Linked DNA regions of Homo sapiens: region 2 is linked to region 1. The links are chromatin loops, found by intact Hi-C in ENCODE. Cell type or tissue: PC-3. All regions are shown on one strand. Each heading gives the region's core, and the rest is flanking DNA. Links, peaks and the distances in the headings are about the cores only.

Region 1 (2,923 bases), core at 174-2,673:
GGCACATAAATAAGCAACCAATATATGTTGACTTAGTAAATAAATGGGGAGGGATGAAAAAATGATATGTATCCTAGAGACAGGGAGTAGTCTGTTTTGTATGAAAAAGAAGGCATGAATAAAAGAATAGTAAAAGATCAGACTGCAAAGATATTTGTGAGTTACATTATTGAATGCTTTCAAAGCCTGGACTTAGTAGTTTATTCAGGAGGATTTAAAGAAAATAGAATGTGTTTTTCTATTAAGAGGTGACATAAAGTGACATGGTAGAAACATTAATCTGGTGGAGGTATTAGAAAGTATTTGGTAATTACAAAGCATTTAGTCATTTAATAAAAATGTATATGGGCTTATATAAATATTGTGGTTTTTAGTGCTTTAGAGAGCATGTGAACTCAATCTGGGGTCACTCCCAAGCCTGGAAGAGAATGAGAAGGAGGCAGTAGAATATCATTATAATCATACTACTTGTCCCAGGGGATCCATGTATTCTACTGAAGAGTGGGAGTAGTTCAAAATGGAGAAATGAGGAAACCATGACAAAGAGTCTGGATAATCATTAGAACTGATTAAAGTCAGGCTGCCCTAGATTGAAAAGTGTGTGCCTCTGCTCACAGGTATGCTTTTTTTTTGGTACATTCCATGGTGGGCATTGCTATTTGTATCTAGGTTATCTTAGAAGAATCTGGTAGCTCTTTTTTCTGCCCACTCAACTTTTCCATCTTCCTTTTCATAGCTACAATATTTCCTTTCCTTTGGCAGACTCCTCTCTTCTTTACATGGTCCTGGTATACATATTGATCATTGCATTCCTATCCTCTACCTTCCCAGGCACATAGTTGAATACATGAATCAGGCTGAGCCAGTCGCGGTACCACATCCACTAGAACAGTTATTATTGACAGCAGTGTACATATCAACTAAACAAGGCCAATCAGAATTATTCTCCAGAACCTTACAGTGGGAGGTAGATAGGAATGACTTTCTCATGCTTAGCATGCAACCTGTAAGAATGTGGATCTGAATTGTCAGTGGCCGTCAATTCATGCATGGAGTGAGACTGCAAAGAGTAGAAAATAAAGAAGCCAAATACAAAGAGAAGCAGAGAACAACAGCATCATGGTATTCCTGAGGCCCCTGACTCAGTCCCTGAATCACTGGTCTCTGTGGCTTCTCTTCCAAGTTAATGATCTATCTCAGTGTGCTTCCTAACCAGATGAGTCAACTCATTTCTCTTTTTCTTTCCATTAATTTTTGTTGGGTTGTGGTCATATGCAACCAAAGGAATCTTAACTAATAGAATTACCCCTTACCTAAGGATATAATAATGCGGGGGTGCAGCCATCTAGCAGTAGTCTGGGATCTGAAATATCAGCTTTTATGCTATACAAACATTTCCCTCAGTATTCATTGGTGATGCAAAGTTAGGAATAATCCACCTTGGTTCTCTACCATCTCTAAATTTCCTCTCAAAATCCAGCAAAATTATTAAAAATCTAAAAATGAAAGCTTTAAATTCTAATAGCAAAAGAGTTCAAATCATTAAAATATGAAGAGACTTTTTCTCTTCCTTTATATTACCTCAGCAGTGACTCAGAGTGTGTATACATCCTAATGTAGTCTGCCCATTAGGTCCAGATGAGGCTTCCCTTATTGAGACACTTAACAACCACAAAGATAGGTTTTCTTCCAGTATCCCCACTCCCCAGTAGACAATGATGAACAAAAAGGACAGGATAACAGCAGAACCCACTCTGATTTGGGGAGGGGGAGAAGGGAGACAGCCAGTGGTCATTAGGCTGTGGAAGTTTTGAAATCCAACTGAGTAGACATTGGGAGTAGACTCTGGGTTGAGAGAGCTTCCTTAAATCTTTAGGTTGTGATGCTGTTTATAGGAGGCATCTCTTTGTCTATAGATGTTTGCAGGATGTATCTTTTTTTCTTCTTCAGTGGATCTGAAGTGGATATTGGAAGTACATGCCCTCCTTGGATGCTGAATAGCTTTCTCAGGCCATTCACATGAAAACAGCTTGGAGGTTCGTCTTGCTTTCAATCAAATGCTTTTTTGGTCATGTTCCAGTATTTTTGGCAATGCAATCTATCAAGAGGCTTTTGATCTGTATATCACAAGTAAATTTTACATACCAGTAATCACACTAAAAGCTGCTTTCAAAATAGGATTTTCAGATCTGCTTTATTTCTGTGCTTCTTCATACATGCGCCTTGCTTTTTTGAGGCTATCTTGGGGCTGTTGAGCTTAAATGGGAAGATTATACCCTTAATCTGAATTTGCCTAGAAACACTTGAATGAACTGAAAGTTTTTCTTGGGTATTTGTCACTCAAAGCCTTTTTAGTCCTGTTTCTTACTTTTGAGGTATAGAAGCAGTTGACTTTCCAGATTGAAAGTCCCTGAATTTCTGGTCTTTCCCTACAAATTATCTTCCAATCCGCTTTCCCACGGTCAATTCTTTCTGAGTTTATATAAGAGCCACCAATGCACAGTACTAAAGTTCTATTTTCTACCCTTGTCTCTAAACTCCTGGCTCAATACCCATATGAGCTGACTTCCAAGTCACTGCATATGATGGTTTTGTCAAATATTTCACCACTGAAAAACACATTCTCATTATCATTTCAGCTGCTGATATCAGTTTCCTTGATGCTCATTACCCACTAAGCAAATTCATATGTTTTAGGTTGTTTTTATACCAACACTTCACATTGAGGTACTAGTATTCTTATTAGAATAATTAATGCTAGCTGGCGCAACAGACATTCTGAAATATCAGTGCTTATACAACAAAGCTTTGATCTTGTTTACACTGCATGCTCAGAGGAGTTGGTGGACATGATGATCCATGAAGTTATTCAGGAAACCAGGCTAATGGAGCTACACCCCTGGGAACACCTGGAGTTTGGGGT
Region 2 (2,923 bases), core at 183-2,682, 57 kb before region 1:
CTGGCTAGAGAACATTTGTGGTGCCCCCTATTGCTTTATGTATATAGAAAATTACAAATATAGCACAGATGTGGGAGAGGATTGATGCTGTTGCACCCATATTCTCTCTTCTGATTATTGTCTCTCTACTTAGTTGCCAAACAATGACAGAAGGCTGCTCTGAAATGATCAAAATTTTCTCCTGGGACCTCACACCAAAGGAATATAATAGGCATTCATTTCTAAGACAATGCGGGTAAAGTGGAATTCTAGTTTATATTACCTTTCTTATTCTCTGCATGCTGCTCTAGACAACTTTGTCATGATCCTTGCTTCTGGGGACTTGGTTTGTTTGGGGAATGACATCTTATGAGGCAGTGGGAGCAATACTTGTCCAGGACCATTTTACCCATGCAACCCAGATGCATAACCCAGGGGCAGAACTGGGGATTCTAATCAAGTCTCAAAGTGGATAGGTTTGGAGAGGGCCATCATTGTAGCACATAGAGGCTCCAAGAAGCTACAGTTCCTCCACAAGGCAAGCCCAGGTTCTGGCTTCTTTTTACAGGGTTTCAAAAGTGTGTATTATTTTATTGTATTTCTGGTTGTTTACTCTACATTAAGATATTTAAAAATAAAAATAGATTCTCAACCTAAATTTTAATTTTTTATCTCTCTTCCTCTTTTTCTCATTCTTTATTTCATGTTTCTTAATCAGTAAAGAATGGAAGAATAGGCCGGGCGCGGTAGCTTACACCTGTAATCCCAGCACTTTGGGAGGCCGAAGCGGGCGGATCACGAGGTCAGGAGATCGAGACCATCCTGGCTAACACAGTGAAACCCTGTCTCTACTAAAAATACAAAAAATTAGCCGGGCATGGTGGCGGGCGCCTGTAGTCCCAGCTACTCGGGAGGCTGAGGCAGGAGAATGGCGTGAACTCGTGAGGCGGAGCTTGCAGTGAGCCGAGATTGCTCCACTGCACTCCAGCCTGGGTGACAGAGCAAGACTCCCTCTCAAAAAAAAAAAAAAAAAAAAAGACCGGGTGCAGTGGCTCATGCCTGTAATCCCAGCACTTTGGGAGGCTGAGGCGGGCAGATCACGAGGTCAGGAGATCGAGACTATCCTGGCTAACACCGTGAAACCCCGTCTCTACTTAAAATACAAAAAATTAGCCGGGTGTGGTGGTGGCGGGTGCCTGTAGTCCCAGCTACTCGGGAGGCCGAGGCAGGAGAATGGCATGAACCCAGGAGGTGGAGCTTGCAGTGAGCCGAGATGCACCACTGCACTCCAGCCTGGGTGACAGAGTGAAACTCCGTCTCATTAAAAAAAAAAAAAAATGGAAGAATGAAGAAAATCAAATTAATCTATAGGGAAAAGGGGAAATATAAAAAGAATAGTTACATTTTACTATTCCTACTTTCAAATGAATCCAAGCTCAGCCAACTGCTAAGGAAATTAGAATGTAGGAAAAGAACCTGGGGGCTGGTGCCTTTGTTTCTGTCTGTGCAGAAACATCTGGGTTTCAATGAAATGGTACCGTAAGAATCATTTGGCACCCATCATTGCTATTAAATGTCTGTTAGCATTAATGAAACAAAAGAGGCTCATTAAAAATGGCATTTATACTGGAAACCTTAGGAGGATGGTATGTAATGAATCATTGGTGAGCTTTATCAGTGACTGTGTATTTTTGGCAGGATAACAGAAAGAGGGAATGAACAAGAATGTACTTTTGTGATCTTCCAGTGGGGTAGGAGAGAAAGAAGATTGTGGCAGTTCTGGGGAAATACTTCAAACATCAAAGACCAGAGCCTTAAGATCTGGTTACTGTTCTCACAGGAGCATTTTCTTTGTCCTGTTGACTGTTTGGGAAAATGTTTACAGCCAACTTTGCTGCTAAATGTCTGAATTCCGCTGAAGACACTTTCTTTCTGTGAACAGAAGTGTTTTGGACACATTTTTCTCTTTATCTTGTATGCTTTTTTCAGTTACTTATTTCAGTCAACTCTCCTAAGTTTATTACTCATATTTTCTTAACACTTATAAACTTTTTAAAAGATATTTGTTATAGCAAATTTAAGGCAAAAGTGCCAGAAATCTAATTTATTATAGAAGGTATTTAATTTCTGCCAGTGGATGATAATGTTAAATATTTCTCTTAAAAGATTAACATTTGTATATATCAGCAACATGACTAACTTTTAGCATTTTCCATTTGCATCTTCATCTACTGCAACCATCTTACTCTCTTTCTCTCTCTCCATCTCTTGCCCCAGTCTCTCTCACACTCTTGGTTTTTCTAGGAACTTTAGGAAATTAACCAATTCATTTTCTTATGGGTCATGACAAGAAGAAGGCTTCAGTCTAGTATTTTATCTCTGATGGAGATTTCAAAGGATTTTAGTAAAAGCATGTGAAAACTGCCTTCCATAACATTATTATCATGCCTAGAAATTAGGAAATTAATTATACATGGATGGTTAACATAGCAGTAAAATGTGAATAGTGACCATGCTAGTATATCTGAGATAATATGATTTAGGTAACCTGCAGGCCTCCCCTGCTATATGCCTGTATCCTTTCCTGTGGGACTTTTGCTGGCAACGCAGTTGAGAATTAGATGTACAGAGTTGAAATGCTCTTTGGATTCTGAGAAATTAAGTTTTGTGAGATAATGGAAACAGCCCTAGATAAGACTCTTGTATACAATTTCTGCTTGAAAGTGCTATATAACCTCCAGCAAGGCTCCTAATCTCTCTAGACCTCAGTTTCCTTGCCCATAACAGAAAATGATGGGATCCTATTCTAAATCTGAAGTTTGATAATACTTCCAAATTTTCTTTATTCACATCTCCCTTTCACCTCACGTCAAATTCTAAGTCTTCAGTTCCCAGATTTCTACCTAATGAGGAGGGAAAAGAACCAAACGCTGATAACTACAGA

What was found. Hi-C counts contacts between places; a loop is a spot of excess contacts. Peaks named below come from ENCODE experiments on the same cell type or tissue, not always from the same donor. Only the 100,000 strongest peaks of a DNase experiment are listed, where the experiment ranks them.
Region 2: it touches region 1 in a loop (3-fold over the local background); 9 of 110 quality-filtered maps call a loop at or near these places.

What each region holds. Positions count from the first base shown.
Region 1 is chr3:98,961,522-98,964,444 of GRCh38, forward strand. The region is part of intron 1 of LINC00973 (long intergenic non-protein coding RNA 973); the gene reads left to right. Among named protein-coding and RNA genes, the nearest start is that of LINC00973, 48 kb to the left of the region's middle. In PC-3, for the core only: no CTCF peak of the experiment used is centred there; DNase peaks (open chromatin) are centred at 400, 1,170 and 1,640; H3K4me3 peaks cover 2,500 bases; H3K27ac peaks cover 2,500 bases.
Region 2 is chr3:98,904,760-98,907,682 of GRCh38, forward strand. It overlaps LOC105374002 (a long non-coding RNA gene), which reads left to right. Exons shown (of 2, transcript NR_189121.1): 2 at 134-637. Among named protein-coding and RNA genes, the nearest start is that of DCBLD2, 4.5 kb to the left of the region's middle. In PC-3, for the core only: no CTCF peak of the experiment used is centred there; a DNase peak (open chromatin) is centred at 1,682; H3K4me3 peaks cover 726 bases; H3K27ac peaks cover 1,143 bases.